7 separate regions of the Mus musculus genome follow, and all the other regions are linked to region 4. The links are chromatin loops, found by intact Hi-C in ENCODE. Cell type or tissue: heart. All regions are shown on one strand. Region 1 overlaps Fam126a (family with sequence similarity 126, member A). Region 2 holds the start of Fam126a (family with sequence similarity 126, member A). Region 3 overlaps Fam126a (family with sequence similarity 126, member A). Region 4 has its middle 23 kb from the start of Klhl7. Region 5 holds the start of 2700038G22Rik (RIKEN cDNA 2700038G22 gene). Region 6 overlaps Fam126a (family with sequence similarity 126, member A). Region 7 has its middle 38 kb from the start of Gm42228.

Region 1 (4,000 bases), 95 kb before region 4:
CATTGTATCTGCAAAATATGGGAGTTAAAGCATTATTTTTAATTTATCCTATATAACAAAACAAAACATAATGAGGAACTATTTATCTCTACTAAAGAAAGCAACAGACCACATTTGCACATTGCTTAACATTCTATTCTCCTTAAAAATTATGTTTAAAGTTCCTATTATCTGAACACCTATTAATAGCAAATAAAATTTTATACATGTACGTTTCTTCTCTAAGGAACATGAGTATTTATAGAACAGAAATCAAAGAGCTAAGGCAATTTCAGGCATCTTACACTGTCAAAGTAATTCAGAACATAATAAACTATATACTTTAGAATAATTTTCTGAACAATTATGGACAAATTACCATGTAGTTCCCATGGTTTTACTGAGAACCCAAGCCTACCCACTTTCCTATGTAGCTGCTGCTTTGCCTCCTGAAGCCCATTTAGAAAGGAACATAAAGCATGTTGCAAACACAAGAGATAAGAAATTCAGCATGTGTGTATTACATATGTTCAACTTTCAGTGATATATCAAACACATCCTAAAATCAACTGAGTCATCCAAGTCAACAGACATATAATGGTCTCTGTCAACAAAATAAAGACGCATGAATTACATCAAGAGCACAAGAGAGGCTCAATAGTGAAAGCATTATTCCCATCTGAAAGCCAAGATAAACTCAGGTTATCTTCAAAATGGTAACTTTTAATGAACCCATCACAGAGCCGAGGGAGAGCAACCAAACTTCTGAGGCCAAGAGGGGGAGGCTATAAGCATCAGATGGGAAGTAACTTAGCTCTCCAACAGATTCTAGTACAGCACAACGCTGGCTCTGGAGGTAGCAGAGCTTACAACCCCTGGAGCATATACATGGACTGTTCATGGACTTTCCCAGGCCTCCTATATAGGCATCAGCAAGAAACACGGGAAGCAGAATGGGGACCAGAAAAGGTGGCCTTTGATGGTGCAGGCTTGAAGGAGCAGAGTGGCCACTGCCATGGGAAAAGCACAGGCCTGCCAGACACTTTTTTCATATGAACAAAAGTTGTACAGCTTTTGGGGAGAGATGAGCCAATCCTATTACCAGGCTATCTTTCTTTTTCCTTTCCTTTCCTTTCCTTTCCTTTCTTTTCCTTTTCCTTTCCTTTCCTTTCCTTTCCTTTCCTTTCCTTTCCTTTCCTTTCCTTTCCTTTCCTTTCCTTTCCTTTCCTTTCCTTTCCTTCCCCTCCCCCTTTTGTTTTTCCCTTTTCCCCCCTTTCCCCCCTTTTTCCCCCTTTTCCCCCCTTTCCCCCCTTTTCCCCTTTCCTTTCCTTTCCTTTCCTTTCCTTTCCTTTCCTTTCCTTTCCTTTCCTTTTTTTTTTATGTGTTGATTCTCTCTGGATTTCATATCATGCACTCCAACCCCATTCATCTCCCCATCCCTTCAAATCTGCCCTTGCAACACCCTCCCAAAAAGGGAAAAAAAAACACAGAAAACAACAAAACAAACAAAAACCCTATCACATGGTAGAAGCTTCAGTGTGTCACAGGGTATGTCCCTTTGTACTTTTATCCATAGTCTTCACTTGCAAATGTTCATTACAATGAGTCACTGGTCTGGTTCAAGGTCTCTGGCTTCTTCTACACTAGCAATAGAGGCTCCTCACTGGGTCTCCTCTCAGATATCCTGTTGTTGGCTTCTGCTGTGGAGATCCTGCAGCTTTGCACTCCAGCAGCTCATAGATGGGGTGGATGCTGGGTGGGACAACTCATAGTCCTGGATCTGGGCCTGGGTGGTAGCTGAGTTAGTCAGCCTGCTAGATCTCCCACACCCAAGCCATCAGGGCCAGCTCTCCAGTACTGCCCTGGCTAGCTCTTCAAATGCCACAGCCAGCAAGCGGTAGAGCTAGCTCTCCTGTGCTCATGCCCTCCAGGCTAGCTCACCCATGCCCCCCTCCCACCTCCAGGGCCAGTTCTACTGTACCACCCAGGTGAGGTGCAGGACCTGCTCTCCCAAGTGCTACAGTAGGTGAAGGGCGGGCTAGCTAGCAACAGCGTTCTATTGCTGAAGGAGGGCCTAAAAATGGGAGAGGAGACCCCCTCTGAGGGACAGGCATACAGAGAAACCTAAAGGAGGAAAACTCGCCAGCAATCCAGCTCCCACCCAAATACTAGGTAAAAGTAGGGAAACTTGTAGAGGTTACCCAGAATGTAACTATGGCAACAGTATAACAACCCTGCTGACACCATCCTGGCAAGTGCAGAGAGAGACACTTGTGTCCCTCCCTTTAGCTGTAAGCCCACTGAAGCTGTCTGTGAACCCCAAGAAACTGCAATCTCCCCAAGAGCCTCTCGCTGGCAGAGAAGGACTTGGGCTGCAGTGCCTGCTGGACAGGGAGCTTGTCTTCCAGGAATTCAAGTCAATAGTCTGACAACTTGTCACCACATCTTGCAAGAGAGACTGGAGCAGAGACAATGAATGACAGAGCTATGAGAGGCAGACTGTGGCTATGTATCCCTCTTGTCTTTTATAATTTGTTCCTCTCTTCATATGGCTGCATAGAATAGAACTCCTTTTTTTCTGCTTTTTATATGAGACACACTTACATGGCAAAATACACTCCTGTTAGCATCTGCACCATGAAGCCGGATGAAATCGGTATCCTGCTGCTCACACCTCTGTATTTTCTTACATGTTGTCGGGGATAGCCACAGACACATATTCTGGGAAGATGGAAGGAAACGTATTTGTTAAGTGCAGATGATTCTCTAATATCTATGAACCAACAATAGAAATAACAAATCTAGTATCTACAAAACAATCTTCGGATCAGAATGCCTGTAACATTTCCCTGAATATGATATACTGGTAAGAGACGGTAAAGCCCAAGGCAGGCAGTGTACACAGTTGGTGAGTCACACGCTCACTGGTTGGTTTACTAATTTTGATCAACTCAATTATCAGTAACTCTGGGGACATTACATGGAACTTACCATTAACAGATCTTTAGTATAATCTTTAACTCCTGATTAAATTCTTGGTACAAACTTATTATCGGAAAAATTACTATAACCCAGAATAAAGCTTCATAAAATATCCATTACAAATTTCAGACAGATAAAAAATTGTAATGCTCTTCCCAGACATAGGGATGCACACCTTTAATCCCAGCACCTGGTAGGCAGAGGCAGGTGGATCTTTGTGAGTTCAAAGTCAGCCTGGTCTACAGAGTGAGTTCCTGGACAGCCAGGGCTACATAGTAAAAGTCTTGTCTTGAAAAAGAAGCTAAATAATAATAATAATGCTAAAAAACATATAAGAAATAAAGTACAGGCAGTTTTATACTGTTTACAACGTATCTAAACACAACACCCTTGAGAGAATTCTAAACAGAAATCAGCAGGGTTTGCAAGTTTGTTTTTTTTTCCAAAGAAAATAACTTACATAAAATTCAGGCAAACAAAACACTTATGATGAGAAGCAGTGCCAGCGACAAGTGAGCCGTAGCTCAGAGGCCTGCCTCTGAACTACCAACACAGAACCAGTTATATACACTAGTCAGCACACTATAATGCAATTAAACTGTGCTTTTAAAAATCTCCTTAGGAGCAGGGTGGTGGTAGTGCATCCTTTGAGACAGGTGTATTTCAGTGAGTTCAGGCCAGCCTGGTCTATAGAGAAAGGCCCAGGATGGCCAGGGCCATACAAAGAGAGCCTGTCTGCAAAGAGCCTGTTAAAGGAGTGCTTGCCTAGCATGTGTGAAGCCCTGAATTCCAGCCCTAGTGTTTGTGGGAGTGTCTACCTAAATAATGGGGGTCGTGTGAAATTGCAAAAACAACACATGGAGCATGCATGATCTCAGCTTGTATGCAATTAATAAACAGGCACACAATATTTCTCAGAGAAAGCTAGAGTTATGGGATTGCAGACCTGTTTTCCTTCCTTGTGTATATATGTATTGCCTAAAATGTCTATCATCAACACAAACTTAAAGAGAAACAAGAAGTTTCTATTTTTAGGTAA
Region 2 (4,000 bases), 48 kb before region 4:
TGGGGCTAAGCACCCGGGTCATAATCAATTGCTAAATGTCCTTCCTCCATTCAGATAGGCAGCCTAACTCTGGAGGACTAAAAAGAAGCCTTAGCAGCACTTGCATTTCAAAAAGAAGCAACAAACTGCTAATTCCCGTCCAACACAACCCCGCCCCCCAAAAAACCCCTGACAAAGCCTTCCACAGTGATACCACAGGTCTTCTTCTGAAGAACCTCTGTTCTCACAATACTAGGATGCTCTCTTCACTTTTTTGTGGACCTTTAAAGGGCACTTTAGGAAACCAATCTTGGTACTACTGATAACTGACAATTAAAACAAAGAAATACAGTCGTCATTATCTTGTTTCTTATTAGAGATGTTGCCTTCAGAAATGTATTTCTTACTGATCACCGTTGTCTCCGGCTCCCCAAGGACTAACTAGGATTAATCACCTCATACCCACCGGCAGAGGTTTTGCCTTGACGCTGCTCTTTATTCATGCATGCACAAACATGAAATTCTTTCGACCTATGCTCTACTGTGGGGGGCTTCTTATAAAAGACTTACTTTACATGTCTGAGTGTTTTTTTCTGCAAATGTGTGTGAAAAACACGAGTGCCTGGTGCCTCTGAAGGTCAGAAGAAGGCATCTAATCTGGAACTGGAGCTAAGAATGGTTGTGAATAGCAACCATGTGGGTACTAGGAACCAAACCAGAGTCCTCTGCAAGAACAAGTGCTCTTAATTACAGAGCCAGTTCTCCTGCCCCTCAAGTGGTTTTTCAACCATGTTCACACATTAAAAATATCTAGGAAATCAACAATATGTTTAAAAACATAAACTTTACAGGAAAGTATCCAATACCAACAGAAAGTGTTCCCTAAGAATCAGAAGGAAACAAAGGATACAAACAATCTTAGGAGGTGATATGTGGGTTTGTTATTTTAATTGTGGCAATGATTTTATAAATATTAACATATTAAATATTAAGTGTCACAATTGAAATATGTATGTATTATACTTCAGAGAGTTCTTGTTTAATTAAATGCTGTTGTCTAGGTCCTATCCTGCCCTTGCTGGAAACAGGGTGGGGAAGGTTCCTTCTGAGAGTAAAAATTTTAAGTTCTGCAAAATACTATATGTGGCCAAGACAGAGAAATGCTATTCCATAGCCAGCATTTTCTCCTTTCTTTCCTTCCATTTTCTTGAAAAGTCTCACTCACACATCTCTACTTTATTGCCATAAGTAATCTTATGACTGGTTTTGGAGCTACACTCTTAAAAGTCACCTATGAAGATTTCTTAGGCTTGATTACAAATAGGCAACAGGATGCTGAATAAAAGTGAACTAGAAGATATACTTAAACTTATTGTCAAAATTACACCATTCTTTAAAAATGTAACCAAAGGGGATTTTATAAAATAGAAGAATAAAAACAAACAAAAAAGTAGAAAAAGGAAAGCAGGGTCCTTCAGTATGGCTCTGGTGGTAAAAGCTCTTGCCACCAAGCCTGATGAAAGGAAAGACAGAACTCTGTCTGCATTGACCCAACCCAGTCTCCACCTGGCATGCATACCCAGAGACTGTAGCTACTGATTATTAACGGGATTTCTAATTTGTTTCTGGAAATAATGTTAATAAATCAAATGACTGTAAAATGAGTCAATTGTAGAGTCTGGTTTCTAAATACATGCTGGGCTTCCCCCTTACTACTAAAGTGAAATTATCTGAATACTTGATTTTGATACCACTCCTGACAAAGAAACCTTTCCCCTTTCTTGTCCTTCAGTGTACTTCAAAAACGTGATACAAAGAGTCATCTTATAAACCTTAAAATGTATTCACCTAAAGGGGAAAAGTGGTCACAAACGATCGGGGGTGGGGGTTGGGGGGAGGAGGCTGGTGCCATTGGCAACAGAGCAGTCCTAGGAAAACACACCTCCCAGAACTATCGCATTGTTTCAAGGTTACCCTAATCTTTGTGGCTTTATGTAGATAAAAGTTGTAACAACTGAAAACCTCAAACTGCAACGCGTGGCATGAACCACAGGGCTGGCACATCTCCTGCAAAACCTACCTTGTTACCCAAAGGACACCCAGTGTACAGAAAGCCAGTGTTACCCTGCATGCAACCAGTAGCAGTCTCTGTATCGCAGCAGCACTCCCCCTACCTGAGCAGTGGAGCCGCTGCCCGCGTGCAATAGCGTTTTATCCCAGAAGCGATTCAGTGCAGTGCAAAACCACTAGGGCCAAATTCTTCAGGAACCTCTAAACTCTAAAGGTACAAAGCAAACACATGCACGCTGCAGGGCAGAGACCCAGTTTTGCTGAAGCTTGCAAACCTGGGGTGTTTTCGTGCGGGGAGGGGGGGGGCAAGGAAGGAAAAAAGAACGAAAGGAAGAAAAGAAAGAAAAAAGAAAGAAGCTTACAAAAAAACAAAAACAAAAAACCGTTCAGTGGACAGAAAACCCTGTCGATCCTCGAGGGCGGTCACAGCAGCCGCAGAAGAGGCAGAACTCCAGGGTCCAGCGCGGCGCAGGCAGAAGAGGAGCTCTCCTGGTGGTGGACAGACAGACCGGTCTGGCACTCCGAACCCCCAGCCCCACGGGATTCAAGACCCGAGCGAGCACCGCTCTGAAGAGCACCGGGTCTGCGGAGCCAGCGTGGGCGGCGAGGCCAGGCTTTGGGCGGCGCGGACGGGTGGGCAGTGGCCATAGGCTACGGTGGGCTCTGTGCTAGGCCGACCCTGGGGCACCCCCAGCTCATCGCCCAACCGGGAACGGAGCCTCGTTCACAGCGGGCAGCCGGCCGCGGCCAACTTAGGGTTCTCGGGCCGCGCCTCGCGCGGGAGCCGTTACCCGCAACGGGCCGCCGCCCCAGGACGAAGTCCTACCCGCCGCCGGCAACAGCTTCAGCCCCGCTCCTCCCAGACCAAAGAAAGTTCTCGGTCTCCCGGCGCCTCAGGGGCCGGCGTACGGCTCGCGGCAGACTCACCAGAGCAGCTCCGGACCTACCGCGGCCTCCCCCCACGACCACGGCGACCACGGCGACCACGGCGACCGGGCGACTGCGCTCCGCCGGCAGCCGCGCCACCTGCCCCTCTCCTTCTAGCAGCACGAGTCCGGGCGAGCCATCTTCCCTCCTCTCTCTGACTGACAACCCAGCCCGGACAGCCGCCACTGCCGCCAGCCTCTCTGACAGGCACCACCAGAGACCCGTCCCCAAGCAGCCAACCACCACCGTCCCACACTGGATCAGCCTATCACTGACCCCCAGGGTGGGCCCAGAACAACTTCTCCACCAATGAGAATCTGAAACTATTGATGGGGGGGGGGCGATTTGAGTGGGCGTGGTCTGCGCGATGGGCGTGGTCCGGGAACGCCCAGGGGAGACGATTGACTGTGTGGTTAGTGGTGACAACTAAGAAGTTCCATGAAGGTCTCAGGATCTCTCTGAGCCCTTTAGACCTTAAGTCTTACCAGATGCTTTAAAACGTAATCAGAAAAGGACAGCAAGCTGATATTCAATTACTCGAATCATTTCCCAAAAGTATATCAAAATTTGACCGGATTCTGGGGGGTGTGTGTGGGGTGTGTGTGTGTGTGTGTGTGTGTGTGTGTGTGTGTGTGTCTGTGTGTGTGTGTGTGTGTCTGTCTGTCTGTCTGTCTGTCTGTCTGTCTGTCTGTGTCTGTGTGATTTCGGAAATAGCAATTAAAATACTACCTTTTCTTATGTTCATTGCTTTTGACTTTAGCCTTGAAAATTTCAAATATGGTGTCTAAAAGACAACTGAAGAGTTAAAAAAAATATTACTGCTTTTGCACCCATGTGGAAGCTCACAACCTCTATAACTTCAGTCTCAGGGGATCAGTAGCCCTCTTCTGGCCTCTGCCCTCATCCAGGTACACATGCACCTAACACACACACACACACATAAATTAAAAGAATTTTAATAGTAAAAGGGAGGATGGAGAGTTGGCTCAGAGCTTAAGAGCACTTGCTGATCTTCCAGATGAAT
Region 3 (4,000 bases), 100 kb before region 4:
ACTTGAAGAACTTGAAAGACACAACACTGAACTAAACTGATTCATTACAATATTAAATTCACCAAGTAAAAAATGTGGAGATCAGGTCAACATGCAATTAGTTGTGTAATACATTTCTTTAAAAAGAAATGTTACTGTTACTACTCCACTGTGTTGAAATCAGGAGGAATTATGATCATATGTGAACCCCGGGCCTTCAGGCCACTGTGGTGCTGCTGACAGTGGGTGACTGAAGACATCTGGGTCCTGGAATGCCAGCAAATGTTAAGATGAAAGTAGGTGCTGCCTTCATTAGGATATTTCCCATAGCAATATGAGCCGTGGGCAATTCTTGAGGAAAGAACACCACACTCATTTCAGAGCATCCAGAAGTAATTTAAATGGTCCAAAATAAATAATAAAAAACAGACCATGAGTTTGGACTAGAAGAATAGATTGTACTAATAGTAGAAAAGAATCAATGTGATGAATTGCTTAAATTGAATGTCTTTGTTTGCTATGTGTAATCTTTGATGACTCTGATACACATACAAACCACTATGCCTACACAGCTTACCTGAGTGATAAAAAAGGAAGAAAAGTCATAAAGAAAACCCTGTCTGCCTGCTCAGTGGGAGCAGCCCCCACCCACTCCTTCCTCTAGCCTGATGTAAAAAGAGGGATAGACGGCAGCAAGGACAGGAAAGTGCACAACAACAAGCCAAGGTCAGCCACGAGTCACACGTCCATCTGATGAGCTTGAGAGTCACCTGGGACACTGGCCTCTGATGGATGCTTGTCTTCTAGGTTACAGAGTGGAAACCCACCCACCCTAGGTAGTAGCATGCTCTGCACTGAGGCTAAGTGGTGGAAAGAAGAAGGTGAGCGAGCACTCTCCATATGTCTTCTTCCTAGCTGCCTTGCCTGCACTCCTGCTATGTGATGACTGCACCCTCCAACTGTGAGCCAAAAGAAACCCCCTTTCCTTAAATATGTTTTCAGGGTATTTTTGCACAGCAACTGTGGTGTTTTGAATTGGCGGGATGTGGGTTTATGTATGTATGTATGTATGTATGTATGTATGTATGTATGTATGTATGTATGTATTGTTTTCCTTTGGGGGTTGGTGGCAAGGGTAGAAGGTGGCTAAGAACAGACAGGGAGATAATGAAAATAGGTTCATATATTTGAATGCTTGGTGTCTGGTGGGTGGAAAGGTTTGGGATTATGAAGTGTGGCCTTGTTTGAGATGAGTCACTGGGAGTGAGTGGGCTTGGAGGTTTTAAAGCCCATGCCATTCCCAGTAAGCTCTCTGTCTTCCTTCCTTCCTTCCTTCCTTCCTTCCTTCCTTCCTTCCTTCCTTCCTTCCTTCCTTCCTTCCTTCCTTCCTCCTTCCTTCCTTCCTTCCTTCCTTCCTTCCTCCCTCCCTCCCTTCCCTCCCTCCCTCCCTCCCTCCCTCCCTCCCTCCCTCCCTCCCTCCCTCCCTCCCTCCCTCCCTCCCTCCTTCCTTCCTGCTTGTGGATCAGATGTGAGCTCCCAGCTACTCCCCAGGACCTTGCCTGCCTAACCGCTGCCATGTTCCCCATGAAGACCACGGACTTTTGGAACTGCAAGACCCCAGTGAACTCTATCTTCTATATGTGGCCTTCATCATAGCGTCTCCTCCCAGCAACAGAAGAGAACAAAGCTCAACAGAAAAGATATGCTTTAGTCCTTGTCACATGTGGAAAACAGAAGGAGTCAGGAAGACAGAAGCAGACAATTCCTTACAGTGAGTGCTGCTTTTCCTGCTCCATCCAGGCTCCATCACCACTCGTGCATGGTTACAAAGCCCTAGCCCTTCCTCCCATGGGGATGGCTGTGGCAGAGTGGGGAGATGAGCTGAATGGAGCGCTTACCCAGGATCCCATCAAACACAGGCACTCGCAGTCTTCAGTCATGACCTCAAGTGACCTCGATAGTACTATGCTTCAGAAACATGACAATACAGAATGGCCACTGTGGCTCACGCTGGGATCTACATGTCCTTTCATACTGTTTCTTAAGAAATGTTTTACTTTGATTTTGTTACAGAAAATACAATACATAAAATTTTACATATGAAGAAAATTTTAAATCTACTTTTAAATCGAGATTGTCTATATATTTAAGAAGTATACAATGATAACCATCCTCTCCACAAGAAACTACTGCCTGTTCGAAAGCAGAACAATAATATGTCCAGGCAGAAATCACAGACATGCAGAAACATGGAAACTTCCTGAGCAATGCTTCAGGAACGTGTGGTTTCCACGTGGCTTGGGTGCTGGGTGCTAGGTAAGCCTAGTGTGGCAGTGTGTGAGGCAGGGGACCCTTCAGAAGTGGGGCCCAGTGCAAGGTGTTTAGGGTATTTTGTTACTGCAATAGAAACACAGGAAGCCAGAATAAAGATTAAGACTAACTATCCTTGAGAAGGATGCTGCAGCCTACCTATAAAGAGTCAAGTAAGACTAAGCAAGTACCATTTATTACAGCCCAGTGGATGGGAGTCATTCACATCCCAGAGAGTGAGAACTCAGGCGCTGCAGCCCACACTCTAACTGCTCATGAGTGTGCCTCTTTTCTTTTGATAGTCCATTCTCTTTTATATCCTCAATTATGACACTTTTGCTATCATAAACAGGAGGCACTCAAGTGCAGTGAAGCTGAATAAACATAAAGGAACAGGTAATGCAAGGGCTTCTTTAATGAAGTTGTAGCCTGAGACAGTCTGCAAGGGGCAACCAAAACAGATCCTAGATCCACAAGGGCGTCAGAGACCCAATATATGTAAGGACTCTTTTTTCTTGTTTTGGTCATTTTTTTTCCTACAAAATGTTTCTGAAAAGTAATGTCCATCTTGTTAAAGGATATGTATTTCTTTCTTGAAAATCCAAAACTGCGCGTGTGCGCACAGTCAGTCACACACACACACACACACACACACACACACACACACTCGAGGGAGCTTCAATATTTCTCATGTTTGAATTGTGCAACCCACATTCCCCCACCCACTCCCCATGTAAACACTGAGAAGGAAGGCAGAAGCGCCTGAGAACCCCCTCTTACACGCCTCTGCTCTGCAGCAGTAGTTTGGGAGTGCTCTCGGGGCCAGTGCAGCCCAGTCTGCTGCACCTGCGCCTGCTTTCACACGGTGAGGGGGTGTCCACTAAGTTACTTTCCTTCTATAGTTTATTCTCATTTAACAGCATAACTTCACTGAAGAAATGGAAGGATGTTTGGACTCGGCATGTTTAAATGGATTTTGTATGCATTTTGTAGTTGCCTAATAGCAAATATCACAAACTCTTTTATGACTCCCTGTTGGACCTTGAGGATTCACAGAGTAATTTTAAAAATGAGTAGATCAGCAATGGCCCTTGGTTAAACAGTAACATCACCCTCTTTCCCGGCATATTCTTTCAGAGTGTCTGAGGGGAAGTGGCAAGCCTTCAAGGTCAGGATCAGTTTTCTATGTTACAACCTGTGACATCCTTCCCTTTCCCTTTCCTCTGTGGGCCACCGGAGCGCGGCTATGACGCAGTCTCCCAGGCTGAGCTGCCACTTTCACGGCAGTGCAGAGGAGGAAGAAAGCAGAGTGGGTCTCTTAACCACGTGCACGGAGCACGCACGGGGCAAAGCGGTGCTGACGGTCATTTTTGAGGAAGGTGGCGTTACTCGTCTGACTCTCCTCTTGGTTAGAGAGGAGAGAAGGTATAACAGGAAGAAGGGATGGAATAAGGAGGAGATTAAAGGAGAAGAGAGGGAAGTGGCAAAGCACGGGGATGCATGGTGAATGCACTTAACTTCCAGCAACACTTTAATACAGTAAAATAAAGCAGGTAAGAAAGAAAACTAATATAATCTTGAATGAAAATGAATTTGTAAATCAGAAATGTCTAGTGTATCGACAGCATGGCACTCTTTACCAGGGAGTTCCGACAGAGTGGAAGGTCACTGGTGGGTACTTCTACTCCAACACGAAAAAACTTGCATTGTG
Region 4 (4,000 bases):
CAGTGATGTCCGGAGCCAAGGAGAATCATTCAAACACATTGTTCCAAATGCCATCATGATGTCTAATACTTGATAGGCTCATTTACGAGAGAGAGTCTTGAGTGCGCCCTGGCTCGCCAGCAAGAACAACGCTGCAACAGGATCCTTCTGCACATGTTTATTGGGAGAGCTTGATTGCAGAGGCGAAGAGACCCCAAGCCCAGAACTGGTGCTGCTTATATAGGCCTAGGAAAGGCGAGTCTCACACCCGGATTGGTTATGCATGGGTTATGCTTACCACCTCATTTGCATGTCTCACATCTGATTGGTTAACTTGTCTCTCATCTGATTGGTTAATTCTCAAAACCTCATCTTGGCAAAAAAAACTTTACTGCCTATGTATGCGTGGTGGCCAGCGGTAGCCAGCACCACCCTGCAACAGCACAAGTGGCTTCCCACAAGAGAGAGAGAGAGAGAGAGAGAGAGAGAGAGAGAGAGAGAGAGAGAGCGAGAGCGCTACTCAAGCCTGCAGATCAGCCAGCACTGAACAGCTCCCTGCACCCAGCGCAGCTGAGAAACCACAGCCAGCATGGGTAACACAGCCAGAAGCTGGAACCAATGTAACCCAAGGGACTGCGATCCAGATCTAACAGGCATCTGGGGTTCCCTCATTAGCAGTCGGCTCTAGTTGCTCCATTTGACACTGACTGGCCTCCAAGATTCTAGTACAAGCTTGGATGTACCCAGAACAAGTTAGCTCTAGAGACATGAAGGGGAATAACTCGTTCTATCATCAGGGCTGCTCTGCCAAAGGATTTCAACCAAAGAGGGAATATGAACTTTAAGAAAAGGTTGGCCAGAGAGATGGCTCAGCTGCCAATTTATATACATGGCAACTTGAGTTTGATCCCCAGAACACACAGAATTTATTCCTGCAAGTTGCCTGCTGGCCTCTATATGTGAGCTATGCCATCACATATGTGTGATGGTGTGATGTGAGCACACACACACACACACACACACACACACACACACTAAAGGAAGGAAGGAAGTCAGAAAGGAAAAGGTAAAAAATGAAATTCTTAAGATTTTTGGCAGTCTTGTCTGGCACACTTTTCAATGTTTTACTTGAAATATTTTACAACTTGGTTAAATTTTAATGAACTAATAATATTACAAATGATTCTTCTGTGTAGAAATACAAATTGCCAGTGGAATGCAATTGATTATTGTCTTTTGAAAAGATGTATTTTGCACCTATTTATAAATTCATTTCAACATGTCTTTCTCTCTCTTTCATAAAATTCTAATGAATCACTATTTTTTCACTAATTAGTTAAATAAAATCTTCCACATTGATTTTATACTTACATAAGAAGTCATATGGTTATAATAATCCTTTTTAAATTACTCTTTAGTTAGACATGCAATTAATTGGAAAGAAATTTCTGTCTTAATTCCTAACTGCAAACATCGTTAAGAGAAAAATCTGTTGTTCTTCATTCTTACATTCTTATACTTACATTTTTATGCGTAACTTTTTCCTTTTCATTAACCTTAGGAACTTAATAAGGAAGTCACAGCTGGGTGTGGTGACCCATGTCTTTGATCCCGGCACTCAGGAGGCAGAGGAAGGCAGAGCTCTGTGTTTGAGGCCAGCCTGGTGTACAGAGCAAGTTCCAGTACAGCCGGGGCTACGCAGAGAAACCCCGTCTGAGAAAACCAGTCAAACAAACAAACAAATAACCCACAGTCACTTCATTATTAACTGTCAAAACCTTGCGTGGGAACTCCTTTAATCTGGTCCCACGGCCCTTTCAGCGCTCACCCTCAAGCACATATCAAGAATCCCTGTTTTCTAGGATTTCAATCCTTCAGGGGACAAGAAGTTTGCCTTACCACATGAGGTCCTGAGTTTGATTCTCAGAACCTACTTAAGGGTGTGTGTATCTGCAGTCCAAGTGCTTCTCCTGTGAGTCAGGAGGTGGAAAAGGAAAACTCCTAGCAGCTCAGGGGGCAGCTAGGCTGGTGGACATAGCACCAAACAACAAGAGATTCTTCTCCAACAAGGTGGAAGGGGAGGCCTGATAACCTGAGGTTGTCCTTTGTCCTCTGACCTCTACATACAAATTGGCAGGTTAGGGGCGGGGGTGGGGGTGGGGGCGCTGTACTTGTAACCCCACCCCCACCCCCATTGTTGTTGTTGTTGTCGTCGTCGTCGTTGTCCAGGCATGGGGTCCTTGTTTTCCAGTAGTAGAAAGCAAAGGCTATTTTACAACGCATTATTTTTCCCCTGTCTCCTGTCTTGAAAATTGCTGTTATCTAAGGCGTAAAGCTCCTTCTAGTGGAGACAAGCCGCACAGCCTTGGGGCTGGGTGTGAGCACCAGAAGCCAGGGCCTCTGGACAAATCCTGGAGCTGGAAACGGTCTCTTGAAAGGCTGAGCTACGATGATTTTCCCAAGCATGTTAAATATCAGTGCCCTACATTTCACGTAATCTGAGGTTTCACTCGCCTCTACGACTTTAATATGCTTATTGTTTAAACAAAAGGCGTTCTCCGCCAGCGAAATGAAAGGGGAAAGAGAGAGGGGGACAAGGGAGGGAGGGAGGGAGGGAGGGAGGGAGGGAGGGAGGGAGGGAGGGAGGGAGGGAGGGAGGGAGGGAGGGAGGGAGGGAGGGAGGAGAGGAAAGAAAGGAGGGAGGGAAGAAAGGAGGGAGAGGGAGAGCGCGAGAGAACAGAGGGCAGGGACTATAACAGGTAGGGACTGAGGGATGCTGGGAGAACCTGGAGAGACCAGGTCCGTTTTAGCAAATAGTTTTAGTTAAATAGGCACCTTAACAGAGAGAGAGAGAGAGATCGAGTTTGGGGAGAACTATAAACACAGTTTGTTTGAATTCCAATTCGTTTCCTTACTCCTGTGTATGTTTTTGTATAAACAGAAAGGGGAAAGGTCAGAACACAGATGAGACACAGCGTGGGAACAAGGTACAGACCATAAGCAAATAATCTCTAGTCCTCTGGGTTTGAACTAGATTTTTGGTTTTATGTGATACATAAAATATTAATTTTAACTTCCCATTTGGCAGTGACAGAGATGTCTGTGGTCTCTAAGGACACTGGAATCGTTATTACAGTCCCCAGGGCTTTCTCTAAAGCAAGAGGCAAAATTTTCCCACTGTGAGCTTTTCCTTCTGATGGAAATCAGGTATCACTAGATTCTAAAATTGTTTTTTGTTTTGTTTTGTTTTGTTTTTTCCCCTTCTCCTTAGCTGCAGTTTTTGTAGACACAAGATTGCATCCCGTGCTACCCAGGGAACTAAAAAATAAAAATTAAATTTAAATTAAAAACAAAAAAAAATGATGACTAGTACTGGATCTTTGGATCTGCAGGTTCTGATTAGCATGAACACAGAGTCATCTGAGTTAGAGGGCTCAGGCATCCTCCCAGTTCTCCTGTAAGACAGACAGAGGGCACCAAAGAGGGATTCCTCTCATGGTGGTCACTGGCCTGAGTGTAGAACTTACATGATCTCTAAAATCCCTAGACTGTTTCTCAAACAGGCGCAAATACCTAAGATAGTGCTCTCTTTTACATGTGCACAGACACATGCATGTGAACGTACACACATATGCACAGACAGTAGGTATGCTATAACTATTATGTTATAATCAGACAATGCCCAGATTATCAATACAAATATACTTACTATTCATATGTACTTTATGAGACTTAGGTAGGCAGGCACAGTGCTAACTTAGCAACTGGGACGCCATTTGGCTTGAGGTACGCAGGCAAACACACCTCTCCTAGCAAAGCACTTAGCAACCTGAGAGTGGTACTTACAAGGATCCAGCCGCATGCACATCGCTCTCCAAACAAAGCAATCTGGTCATTCCTAGAGCTGCCTAGCAACCTCTTGGTATCTCCTCATTTGTGGCCAAATGCATCCTGGAACATATCTAGGAAGGAGGGGCAGTGTGCCAATCCAGCCTGCACTGGTTTGGGGTGCACACACACA
Region 5 (4,000 bases), 230 kb before region 4:
CCTTAAAGATGGTGCCTGCCGGATGCAGAGCTGGTGGTGTAAACAAATCTATATTTGGTGGAGACGCGCCCCTGCCGCCCTGATTGGCTGAAGCCTTGTGCCTGGTGAGGTGACGTGGCCTGCCGTGAGTGGATGCGGGCTGAGAGTATATAAGAGTGAGAGGCCCGGGGTTGGGGGAGAGAGATGAAGAGGGAGAGAGATGAAGACTGAAGGTTGCCGAATAAACTGCTGTTAGAAGAACTGGTGGTCTTGTCGTTCGGGCTGGTCGAGGACGAATGCAACAAACCATCACAAGGATAGTTTTGGCCACACTGTGCTGTGCTTAAGTATACCTAAAATAAATAACTGAGGTCTGACTGCCAAAGTTTTGTCAGCGCTGACCACTGAGCCCTGTGGAGCTGACCTGCCTTGTATCCTCACCTCCCAAGGCTCCTCTCTCTGATGCCCATGCAGGCTGCAGAGACCTCTGCAGGGCGGGGAGGACTAGTGAAGAGTCTAGCTGAGTCAGTGACGCCCAGTGATAGAACTTGTCTCAAAAAATAATGTGGAGAATAATTGAGGGAAAGAAACACCAACCTGTGACCTCCACGTGCATGGGCAACACGAGCACAAACACAAAGACACTCACGTACACATACTGAGAAACAAATAGAGAAACAGTTTAAGGTGCCTATAGATATGTTCTTGTGTTGGGGTCTAAAAATCCAAAACAACCCGAGCAGGTTCAAGAGTCCCCCCAAAGCAAGATCTTTATTTGAATTAGGCAGCAAAAATCAACCAGTTAGGAACAGCAGCACAGACTCCGTCTGACTGCGTCTTCGAACATCTTAGTAAGTATTTAAGCAGATGACAAAGATGTATTGCACTCGGGCTGCTGCTGATCAATCAGGGCCATAGAAGAGACTCAGGAACTGAACTGCAACCCCAAGCCAGAATGGTACGGGGCTTTTAAGCTTGAAATCCATAAACGTCTGTGCTAAGTTATCCCACCAATCAGGACTTAGGGGTAGGGGACTTCCTTAAGAGCACGTCTTTGTGGTGCACTTACTCTGTTCCTACAGGACTCAACTGCAGCGTTCATGTTGAAGTGCACTCACCTAGCATCCATGCTTCTACTCACCAAGCAGGAAGTCAGTTACCCAGGGAGGTCTTGGGAACTTAAACTTTGAGTTAAGGCCTGTTCCAAATGGCTTCAGTTGGTTCCTTCTTACACCACTGTCTTCTGAATTCTCCTCTTGCGTTCCCACAAGCAATGGATGAGTGGGGTCTGGGGTGCAGGCGTTTTGATAAGTGTGTAAGTGGTACCATGGTGGTGTCTTACTTTTCAGTTCCTCAGTGGCCTGTGACGCTTAACATACCAAGAGCACACAAAGAGTAGGCAACTCTTTTGAGGGCTGTTGCTATAAGGAGAAATAAAAGGTGGCTTACTTGTGGCAGGATGTAGCAGGAATTTAATGGCGGATGTTTTGGTCTGTTTGGTTGGTTTACGTTTTGTTTTTACATGGCTAGAGAGATGGTTTGCCGCTTAAACAGTGTTCTGTTCTTGTAGAGGACCTGAATTTAGTTCCCAGCATTCAATTTAGGAGGCTCACAGCTGTCTGTGAGTCCAGCTCCAGGGAAGCTGACACCTATGTCTGGCATTTTGAGCACATGCAAATATCACAGACAGACATAGTTTAAGTCTTTTTGGGGAAGCGGGCGGGGCCAGTGGCTCTGGTGCCGCCAGGGGGCGCGTGAGGGCCGGCGCTGGAGTCAGGCGGGAACGGGGGAAGGGGCGGGCAGGAGGGGCGCTGGGCCACTCTGGTTGGCTGAGCCCCGGTGCTCAATGTCCGGTCGGTTTTAAACTCGGTCCCGCCCTGGCGCCCAGCTCTTCCGCCGCGGCGCGCTCCTGGTAAGTACTCTCCCCATTGCGAGTCCCAGGACCACGCCACGTGGTCTTGGCGATTTTCACGGCGCTCGCCCGTGGCGCGGGTCCCTGCCCATACGCGTCCCTTCTGTGTGGGACAGGCGATCAGCCTTGCGCTGCCCGGATTTGTCCCCTCTCGGATGGAGGCGCGGCGTCCGGACAGCCCGGGTCCTGGGCACACTCGGGGCTTCCCGCCCGCCCAGGACTCCGATGACGGGGACATCGACTATTTAGGAAGCGAATGAGATCAGAGCTCGGAAAGTAGCAGGAGGCAGGATAATCCCAGTGTCAGCAAGGGCAGGGGTGATTTCGCCCACGCAGGCGCGTCCTCGCCGCCGCACGTGTCCTTTAATTGCTGCTTGGCACAAAGGCTGGGCTTTTTGTTTTGTGCTCATTTGTTTTAAGGTTTGAGGGTATATTCAGGCGGATACCTGCAACCGAGTCCAGCAGGGACCTCTGCCTACAGGACCTGGATTACCCTACTGCTGACACAGACCCAGCCTGTCTGGGTTTTGGGTCCTGGGAGAAATCTGAGCCACTGGATTAGCACTTAAGCAAGGTGACTTATAAGCAATGATTTAGGAATCGTGATTTGGAATTCCTAAGACCGGGTATAGGTGTTTAGCGAGCACCCAGGAGTCCTCCCTGTTTAAGAGGTGACTGATTGAGACACCAATTAAAAGTAAATATCATGGTTGGAGAGATGACTCAGTGGTTAAGAGTACTGACAGCTCTTCTAGAGTTCCCGAGTTAAATTCTCAGCAACCACATGGTGGCTCACAACCATCTGTAATGAGATCTGATGCCCTCCTCTGGTGTTGTCTGGAGATAGCAACAGTGCACTCATATAGAAGAAATAAATCTTTTTAAAAGATTATTAGATTATTGAGACAGATTGTCATACTGGCCCAGAGAATATTTGTGCTCTAGGACCCTAAGTATTGGCATTTATGGACATAAGCCACTGTGCCTGGTAAAGGACATTTTAGAGGAAAAATAGGCTTGTGGGCTCTTGTAAACAAGTTCCCTGTGTTGTAGTTTTCTTTCCGTTAGAGGTTAGGGTTCTGTTGAGCCCCTTCGAGAGTGAAGGGCAGCATGAGCCACCTTCTAAGGTAAGGAGTTATTTTTCCCTTCCTCATTCAGGCTCAGGAGACACATCTGACGCTGCTTCTGGTTTTGAAATCAGAGAAAATGTTTCACTTTCTTAAAGGAAGAGTACTGCTATTACCTGCAGTACTATTTGCTTCTAAACATTAAGAGTTTTTGCTTCTGGGGTGGAAATAGTGGGAAAGATGGCCCAGAGGGAATAAAATGGACTCCCAGCTGTCAGCAGTATGAAGATTAGAGCTCTGTGCAGGAATAAATGCTAGTCAGAGGCAGGCCTTCCATCACCAGATGCAGCTAGGAGCCACCAGGAAGGTCCTTTCTGAAGGAAGCTGTGGCTGCTGCTTGTAACAGTGCTGGTTCTTTTTTCTTTTGAGCAGATGAGTGCTGTGTCCAGGATGATCATGAATTCAAGGTATGTGTTAGATGGCAAGTTTGGCTTTCCAGGCATAATTCCAGGAACAGTTCTTGGCCAAGGATGAGAACTCTAACCTGACTGGATACGCTGCTGTGATGGGTTAAAGGATTTACCTGAGGCCAATAGAACAGGCAGGAATTTAATGCAGTCACCCCATGTCTTTTTAAAGTAGATGAGGGGTTGGAGAATGGAGTGAGAGGGCTTAGCAGTGCCAAGCCCGTTACCTTTGATTCTGGGACCTGGTGGAGAGAGCCAGCTCTCTAGAGTTATTCTTGCACCTTCATGTGTGTGCTAGCACACGTGTGTGCACACTCAAAATAATAAATGTAATAAATGGGAGCGTTGGTGAATGTTTAATACTTAGAGGGTGATATGGCTTTGCATTTCAAGTTGTGTTCAAACATTTCTGAGTAGATCCACCCAATGTACTGGGTAGTACATTAAGTGTTCTATTTATACTAAAAGATGGTTAATGTCAACATAGTCCACACATGGGTGTGTTGCTTTATTTATTAAGTAATGGTTGCAGATGTACTTACCTCTGGTGTTCCTTCTGCAGCTCTGGAGCTTGA
Region 6 (4,000 bases), 83 kb before region 4:
ACCTCACTCTGTGGCTCCTGGATAACTTTATAGAGAGATGTAACTAAAGAACTCTTGTCTTTCAAATTTGTGGCATAATTTGGCAAAGATGTTTCTGGGAGTGTCTAAACAAATTAAAAAAATTATTTTTATGAAATTCTAAATCAGACAAATTCATACAAAAGAAAATTAGTATATATTGGTCATTAACACAGAAGGAAGGAAACAAAGAAAGACTGACTAAAAGACATAGTTTCCAGAATTCCATGCTGGTGTTTGGTACAACTTTATAAAAATATCAAAAGAACAAGAACAAAAATAAATAAAATAAAATTAACCCTGCATTCTCACTTAAGACAGTGAATTTTATGTGATATAGATTATAACTCAACAATAGCAAATTTAAAAAAAAGTTTTATTCTTTTATTACCAATAGGGTCAATCACCATCAGAACTCGTGATTGGAATCAGGGCAATGGCTCGGTACATAAAGCACTTGCTGCACAAGCGTGCAGAGCAGAATTAGGATTCCCAGGTCCCACATCAAAGCTGGGCCGGCATGGTGCTGACTTTAGTCCCAGTACTCTGGAGGCGGGGACAGGACATTACCAAGGGAAGCTGGCTTGCTAGACTAGCCAATGGTGCGCTCCGTGTTCAACCAGAGACCCTGCCTCCATTAGTTAAGTGCAAAGTAATCAAAGAAGATACTCAGTCTCAACTGTGGACCTACACATGCACTCCCACATGTGCAAGTGCACCCACACACATGCAAACACCCATGAACACACGCATGCAGCCCACACATTTATAGACATTCAAATGAGAAAACTTCATCTTTAACTGCCGGTTTAGATCAGAAACAATATTGAACCACATGTAAAGACAGTTCCGCCTTCAGAGCATCAGGAGTGATAGATCTCCTTAGGTCCATGAGGATGTGCTAATGTGTCTAACATGTACACCACAGGCCACCGGGTCCAAATACTCCTGAGTTCCATGCTACTGCCAGAGATGAGTCTAAACTGCAGGTGGGGCAAAATACATAGACTCCTCAGAACTGGGAAACTCGGAACTGTACTTCCACAAATTAATTCTGCTAATGCCAGTTAAAATACAGACCATCAACCACAGCCTGTTGGCACTACTTCTTCAGCTCAGAGAGAGGAATGGAGACAGAGACTCTCAGTAGTAACTCAAAAGCATGGGTGAAAAGGTGACAGGAAAAAACTGAAGAGAAAATTTACTGTAACAATAATAAAACGTATCCTTTAGAGCTTATCTCATTAGCAGTGTTTGTCTCCCCATCACTGCTCACTCACTCCCACAACAGACAGCATCTCAAAGACTCCTAACAGCCATGCTAAGACACGCACCAGATCACACATATCCCATAACCAAGTATTTCATGATTTAACATGGGCTGTGGCTACAATACACAGTTTTACGTGTGCATAAGTATGCATAGAAAATTAAGCTGTATCGCTTCTTACAGCAGGGTTATTTGATTCATTCTTACTTCACTTTCTTCCCAAGGGAAAGCTGTCTTTTCCCCTCTCCATCCCCATCACTCAACAGAAAGCCTCAGCCTCAGACCTTTGCTGGGAGAGCACTGAGGGACAGAAAGAATTGAAACTAACATTGTCTGGACTCTTTAAAACCAGGTCCTATTTTGCCTGAAGACATGTAAGTGACTAGGTCTTTCTGATTTAATAAGGGCTTTGTTTCCCAGCATGGTGAGTAAATGTGAAGCATTTGGAAGCCTGCCACCATTCTCCAGAACAATAGCAGCAACAGCCACAACAGCAAAAGCAGCTCCCATGCCCTGCTCCGGAAGGCAGAGAAACAAAGACCTCCAGGCCACATTCCATTTCTGTCATGTAATCAAGAGTAACCTAATACTGGAGAAATTTATATAACAGCATCAGCTGTCGAATCTCATTAAAGCAAGCCTAAAGGTATGTGCAAAGCACACGATTTAATCTACACAGCAAGTGAAGCACACTATGGAGTCTATGTGAGCACATAAAGTATGAAGCCACAGGCTTCAGGGTTATTATCCTTCCCATCTCCCTCTCTGACCCTGTCCTCCCATCCCTCACCCCATTTCTTCCAACACTAAAGGCCTTTATGGAAACCTACCATAGAAACCTCCTCAAATGTAAACACATACACCTGCATATATAAAATGAGCTACCTTATAATGGAGAATGACGACAGCCCCCTAAGGTGTATGAGCTACCCCCTTTTGAGCTGTTACTTAATAGGGTCACATAGACAACTCCCCTCCTAATTCCAGGGTTAATTTTTCTGTTCTTGGGTTTTTGTTGTTTGTTGGTGGTTGGTTTGGGGGAGGGGTGATTTTTGTTTGGTTTGTTTTGGGGTATGTTTTTGTTTTTTGTTTTGTTTTGTTTGCTATTGCTCTTGGATATCCTCCAGAACTTAAGGTAAAACCCTACTGCTAAAGATACCAGATATCTACATAATAGGACATGGAAAAGCCAAGCTTGTACCATCCTAGATGCTGCCTTACTTCCTAGTTCTCAGTGCTGGAAGGCTTTATGCATCTTACTAGGGAAGTTTTACTTGTGAACACTGTAAGCACCAACAATGACTGTACGAGCCAGAGAGACTGGATGTCTGCAGTGAAACAATATTTGTCAGACATGATGCCTCAGTTGCACATGGGAACTCACAGCATCTGAGACAGCACAGGATTTGCACAAGATCAAGCAGCTGAAGTCCTAGCAGGGAGAGGGAGGGGCCCATGAAGTCCCTCTCCCATCTGAGGAGCAATTAGTAATTAATGGCTGCGGGGTGTGAGAAAGTGAATTTTCTCAGGGATGCTGGCCCTAAGAGGCTGGCTACCTATGCTCCAGTAGATGGTCCCACATCCTACACATATAGGCACAACTAAATGGACCCAGTGAGTATTTCAAAAAAAATTTTAAAGATTAGAAGAAAAAACATATGAAATTAGGAGAAAAAGTAAGAAGGAAGGATAGGAAAGGAACTGCAGGGGAGAGAAGTGGGGAAGGGTTGATTAAAATACACATGCACATATAAATATTAAGTAAAATATTTTTAAAAGAGAAAAAGAAATAGCCAGAGTTAAAAGTACATCTCTTTTCTAAAATCTCAAACTCTGTGAAGCGCAGAATCCTGGGGCTTCTGTTGATAAATAAGAAAAGAAAGCCTTTAAAACCAGTGAGGCAAAACCAGCCATCATATACAGCTCAAAATGCCTTCACTATCTCATGGTTTGTATGTGAGGAAAGTCACCTTTCTACACAAGGGAAGGGTATAACTACTGCGCTTACGGTGCTACACGAGGGAGACAGAGAGATGGCTTAACATAAGAACCCTGACTGGCCTTCCAGAGGACCTGGGGTGATTCCTACTCTCAGTGCCTACACAGTGACTCACAGCTATCTATAACTCCAGTCCCAAGGGATCCCACCTCCCCTTTTGGCTTTTGCAGGTGCCAGACATGCACATGGTACACAGACATGCATGCAGACAAAACACCCATAGGCATAAGATAAATACATAAAAATTAAAACAAAATAAATGGTGCTTTGAAGAACTAATCTTAAGGACCAGATGAACTCAAGAACTGTCGGCCTTCTCAATTACCATGTTTCTTACGCTGTTGAATGCAGAATGGAGACGAAATTTTAAGAAAAAAGTTGAATGCTTCATACTTAAGTACCATTTGGCAGATGGCTTTTAAAATGTAAGGAGGTGACATGGATTGGGTGGAAGAAGACAGGCAGATGGGTGAAGATTCAATAAAGAGAACAATCCCATTCAACAGCTTCATACATGAAAATGGATTTTTGAGCCATATATTGAGTATCAGAAAATTGAAAAACTTAGGAGCCTAGAATCTGCTACATAAAATACACAAAGCAATCTGAAACTTTTTTTTTACAAATAAGTCATTGAAAATATTAATTATTCATGAGACCCTAGTTTAGTCACTTTGTTAGTCTACTTAGAGAATAATACCAACAAGTTAGCT
Region 7 (4,000 bases), 190 kb before region 4:
AATAAAAAATTTAAAATAAATTAATTTTAAAAGCCAATGGAGCCAAAGCTGGTTTTTGGGAAACACTTATAAAGTGAATTACTCTATTTTAGACATGGAAATTTACACAGTAATGAAATGTTTCAGGGCTGCTTCTAACAATGTAATTATCATGAACATGATAGTAAGAAAAAGAAGATAGAATGTATACCATAGAAGTCCATCTATATAAACTTCAGAGACTAAATGACTACACCACTGAGGATTGTCAACAGCAGAGCTACACTGGAGTAAAGAAAAATCAGAAATGAGAGATAGGAAGGATGGGTGCCATGAGGCTCACAGCTAGTCCTCCAGGGTGAGGTGCTCACAGCTAGTCCTCCAGGGTGAGTTGCTCACAGCTAGTCTTCCAGGGTGAGGTGCTCACAGCCAGTCCTCCATGGTGAGGCATTCACAGCTAGTCCTCCAGGGTGAGGCACTCACAGCCAGTCCTCCAGGGTGAGGCGCTCACAGCCAGTCCTCCAGGGTGAGGTGCTCACAGCCAGTCCTCCAGGGTGAGGTGTTCACTGCTAGTCTTCCAGGGTGAGGTGCTCACAGCTAGTCCTCCAGGGTGAGGCGCTCACAGCTAGTCCTCAAGGGTGCGGACAGTGTGGCTGAGAGTGGTCCCTGAGAGGTGGCTTCAGAGCCGGCTGTGCCCTTATTCCCTGGGGTTCCACATTACCATATATATATAAAATCATGCTTTATAATATGTTTTGTTCATTTTCTTGTATTCATTCTACAGTTGGTCATTGAAAACATATCCCCTCTTCTCTTTTTCTTGTTTGCTTGTTTTTGCTGTTTTTTTTTTTTTCCGAGACAGGTTTCTTCTGTGTAATAGCACTGGCTGTCCTAGAATTCACTCTGTAGACCAGGCTGGTTTCAAACTCTCAGAGATCCTTGTGCCTCTGCCTCCCAAGTGCTGAGATTAAAGGTGTGCACTACTATACCTGTCTCATTTAAAACAAACACCTATATTTTGCATGCTCTACTTTGGGACATTCCATCATCTTTAATGTAAGTTTTCTTAACAATATAAAAACATTAACTTCATAATTCATATTACCCATATTGATAAGGCACAGCCAACATAAAATCTTGGACTCATGAGGTAGATCAAAGTTGCTTTTAAAACATAGACATCCAAATCATTATAATTATTAAATCCAAATTGAGCATATATTCAAAGCAGATTCTCCAGTAACTGAGAAAGTAGTGTTGCTTAGCATTAATATACTTTCAGAAACTAGCCTAGGCTAAATAAAAATGCAGGCAACAGAAAATATATACAATATATACAAATTAGGGAATTCCCAGATTCTTTTTCCATTGGCTTAAAGTAGTTGTCTCTTATTGTTCCGGGTGAAAATTTAGCGATGTCCCCTTTCTCAAGTGCAGAGAGCCAGTTACTCCATACTTTAAAAGACATGGCCTATTGGATAATGGAAAAGCTTAGTAGCTCCAGCCAGCCCAGTCTGGGGAGGTAGGACAGGCACCTTCAGTGGACTTATTCCTCAACAGTTCAGAGAGCATGTAGGAGTTGAGCTAGGAACAGAGCTGGGCTGGACCTGGCTCTCTGGGTGGGAAGAAGACGGAGGCACAAGAGAATCTCCAGGTTAGGGGGTGAAGTGCAAATTATGGATGATGGGAACCGGGTGTTTCCCATTCTCTGGATTTCCCACACCCGGGGGGGGGGGGGCTGAGGCAGAAGACTTGGTCTAAGGAAGAAAGGAAGAAAGACACAGGGAAACAGAAGGGGGCGCCCTTGTCTCTCTGGGATTAGAGCAGTAGTCCCTCCCTCATCCTCACTTAACTGCAGCACACGTTTGGTCCTTCTCCATCATCGCAGCCAGGGTGGTGGAAAGCAGGCCACAGAGCTCCTCTGCTCGATCCTCCAATATTTACATCTTACCCAGAAAACCCTGAAGTCCTCACAATAGTTTAAAGTGTTCCGTGTCCGACTCCGCTCATCCTTCACTACACCATTCTGTGTGATGACTTTTCAGATGCAGGAACATCATTCCTGCCCTTGTCTCTTCCACTTGCTCTTTCCTCTGTCTGGAATTCTCGACTCCAGCAGCCCTAATGGTCATCTTCCCGGAAGGTCATCTCCACCTGCTCAGGATTCAGGAGCTGGGCACGGCAGCCTGGGTCTATAGTTCTGACTACTTGGGAGCCTGAGGCAGGAAGATTGTTTGAAAATCATTTGAGTCTTCAAGTTTGAGACCAACCTAAGCTACAAGGACACTTGATGCTCCCAAAAAAGAGAGAAGGGAAAAACAAAAAAGAAAGGGAAGAGAAGGGAAAGGAAAGGAAAAATATTTTCTACTCAAATACTAACCAGTGGAAATTTCTGAAATGGCGGGAATGTGGTCCTGTGGAGTGGTAGGAAAGCACTGCATGGCTGTGAGGAGAGGAAATGAGGTGTGATAAGGAAATGAGGGTTATCACACGAGCTTAGCATGGAGCTCATGGGGAGGTTGGAGGACAGACAACCCGTGGAGTCAGTTTTGTCTTCCAGGTTTATGTGGATTCCAGATATCTGACTCAGAAGTCCAGCTATACCGAGAGACTTCACCACCCTTGAAACCCCCTTGCTTTCTCTCTTGCTTTCTCATTCTCTGTCTCTCTCTGTCTCTGTTTCTCTCTGTGTGTCTCTGCCTCTGTGTCTCTCTCTGTCTTTCTGTTTCTGTCTCTGTCTGTTTCTGTTTCTCTCTCTCTTCCTCTCTCTTCCTTTCTCTCTCTCTCTCTCTCTCTCTCTCTCTCTCTCTCTCTCTCTCTCTCTCTCTCTCTCTCTCTCTCTCTCTCTCTCTCTCTTCTTTCAAGACAGGTTTTCTCTGTGTAGTCCTGGCTATCCTGGAACTGATTTTGTACAGCAGACTGGCCTCAAACTCAGAGATTTGTCTGCCTCTGCCTCCTGACAGCTGATAAAGGCGTGCACTGCCATGCTTGGTTTGAATTTTTCATTTTAACAGAACTTCTATGTTCTAGCTGCAGCACCTACACACTTGTCATCTCCTTTGCTAGTAGTTCCTTACCATCTGTCGGTAATATACTACATAATTCTATATATACTACACTCCACTACTACTACTACACTATACTACCCTACACTACACTACACTACACTACACTATACTATGTAAATTAATCCTGGGTCATATTTATTGTTTGCTCTTCTTGCTACAAGGCAAGCTCCCCAAGGAGAAAAGTTCAGAGACAAGTTCTCAGTACCTAGGACAGATTCTGGCACATGGCCTATACTTGAAGGGGAATTTGTTTAGTGAATGAACAAACTATGGTGAGACCTGTACACTTTGTTGTGACCCAAGTCGGCTCTTGGCTAACTAGCTCTGAAGCTCCTCTTCTGCCTGGCTGGTCTTACTTTCTTCCAGCCCCTTGTTGTGACATGTCCATTCTTTCTCATGTGTTCTTTTGGGTTTCTCCATGATGAACTCCCTGCCGTCACACCCTGGCCTCTCCATCACACCACCCTGGCCTCTCCATCACACCACCCTGGCTTCTCCATCACACCACCCTGGCCTCTCCATCACACCACCCTGGCCTCTCCATCACACCACCCTGGCCTCTCCATCACACCACCCTGGCCTCTCCATCACACCAACCTGGCCTCTCCATCACACCACCCTGGCCTCTCCATCACACCACCTTGGCCTCTCCATCACACCACCCTGGCCTCTCCATCACACCACCTTGGCCTCTCCATCACACCACCCTGGCCTCTCCATCGCACCACCCTGGCTTCTCCATCACCACCCTGGCCTCTGGGTTTGACTCACTTGAGACTTGAGCACCAGCCTCTATTCATTGGGTTTCTTTTTTTTTTTTAAAGATTTATTTATTTATTTATTATATGTAAGTACACTATAGCTGTCTTCAGACGCACCAGATCTCATTATGGGTGGTTGTGAGCCACCATGTGGTTGCTGGGATTTGAACTTCGGACCTTCAGAAGAGCAGT

Evidence for each region. Peaks named below come from ENCODE experiments on the same cell type or tissue, not always from the same donor. Only the 100,000 strongest peaks of a DNase experiment are listed, where the experiment ranks them.
Region 1: it touches region 4 in a loop (2.3-fold over the local background); 3 of 42 quality-filtered maps call a loop at or near these places.
Region 2: a loop joins it to region 4, with 4 times the contacts of the local background. A loop is called at or near these places in 6 of 42 quality-filtered maps.
Region 3: it touches region 4 in a loop (2.0-fold over the local background); 3 of 42 quality-filtered maps call a loop at or near these places.
Region 5: a loop joins it to region 4, with 14 times the contacts of the local background. A loop is called at or near these places in 20 of 42 quality-filtered maps.
Region 6: it touches region 4 in a loop (4-fold over the local background); 2 of 42 quality-filtered maps call a loop at or near these places.
Region 7: a loop joins it to region 4, with 7 times the contacts of the local background. A loop is called at or near these places in 14 of 42 quality-filtered maps.

Annotation. Positions count from the first base shown.
Region 1 is chr5:23,980,567-23,984,566 of GRCm38, forward strand. It overlaps Fam126a (family with sequence similarity 126, member A), which reads right to left. Exons shown (of 11, transcript NM_053090.3): 8 at 2,584-2,700; 9 at 1-8. Among named protein-coding and RNA genes, the nearest start is that of Fam126a, 48 kb to the right of the region's middle. In heart, no CTCF peak of the experiment used is centred here; a DNase peak (open chromatin) is centred at 1,745.
Region 2 is chr5:24,027,503-24,031,502 of GRCm38, forward strand. It overlaps Fam126a (family with sequence similarity 126, member A), which reads right to left and starts at 3,188. Exons shown (of 11, transcript NM_053090.3): 1 at 2,977-3,188. In heart, a CTCF peak has its summit at 2,178; DNase peaks (open chromatin) are centred at 2,139 and 3,189; H3K4me3 peaks cover 2,228 bases; H3K27ac peaks cover 2,068 bases.
Region 3 is chr5:23,975,205-23,979,204 of GRCm38, forward strand. The region is part of intron 10 of Fam126a (family with sequence similarity 126, member A); the gene reads right to left. Among named protein-coding and RNA genes, the nearest start is that of Fam126a, 53 kb to the right of the region's middle. In heart, no CTCF peak of the experiment used is centred here; no DNase peak of the experiment used is centred here.
Region 4 is chr5:24,075,181-24,079,180 of GRCm38, forward strand. No RefSeq gene overlaps it. Among named protein-coding and RNA genes, the nearest start is that of Klhl7, 23 kb to the right of the region's middle. In heart, CTCF peaks have their summits at 2,339 and 3,435; a DNase peak (open chromatin) is centred at 2,361; H3K4me3 peaks cover 1,020 bases; H3K27ac peaks cover 880 bases.
Region 5 is chr5:23,848,731-23,852,730 of GRCm38, forward strand. It overlaps Gm42228 (a long non-coding RNA gene), which reads right to left. Exons shown (of 2, transcript XR_880875.3): 1 at 3,968-4,000; 2 at 724-1,400. 2700038G22Rik (RIKEN cDNA 2700038G22 gene) reads left to right here and starts at 1,867. Exons shown (of 4, transcript NR_045042.1): 1 at 1,867-1,891; 2 at 3,391-3,425; 3 at 3,988-4,000. Snord93 (small nucleolar RNA, C/D box 93) reads left to right here and starts at 3,503; the gene lies at 3,503-3,547. In heart, CTCF peaks have their summits at 1,702 (motif pointing right), 1,935 and 2,701 (motif pointing left); a DNase peak (open chromatin) is centred at 1,851; H3K4me3 peaks cover 1,887 bases; H3K27ac peaks cover 1,197 bases.
Region 6 is chr5:23,991,734-23,995,733 of GRCm38, forward strand. It overlaps Fam126a (family with sequence similarity 126, member A), which reads right to left. Exons shown (of 11, transcript NM_053090.3): 3 at 3-104. Among named protein-coding and RNA genes, the nearest start is that of Fam126a, 37 kb to the right of the region's middle. In heart, no CTCF peak of the experiment used is centred here; a DNase peak (open chromatin) is centred at 1,758; H3K27ac peaks cover 1,094 bases.
Region 7 is chr5:23,889,146-23,893,145 of GRCm38, forward strand. It overlaps the pseudogene Gm9534. Among named protein-coding and RNA genes, the nearest start is that of Gm42228, 38 kb to the left of the region's middle. In heart, a CTCF peak has its summit at 1,785 (motif pointing right); a DNase peak (open chromatin) is centred at 1,776; H3K27me3 peaks cover 288 bases.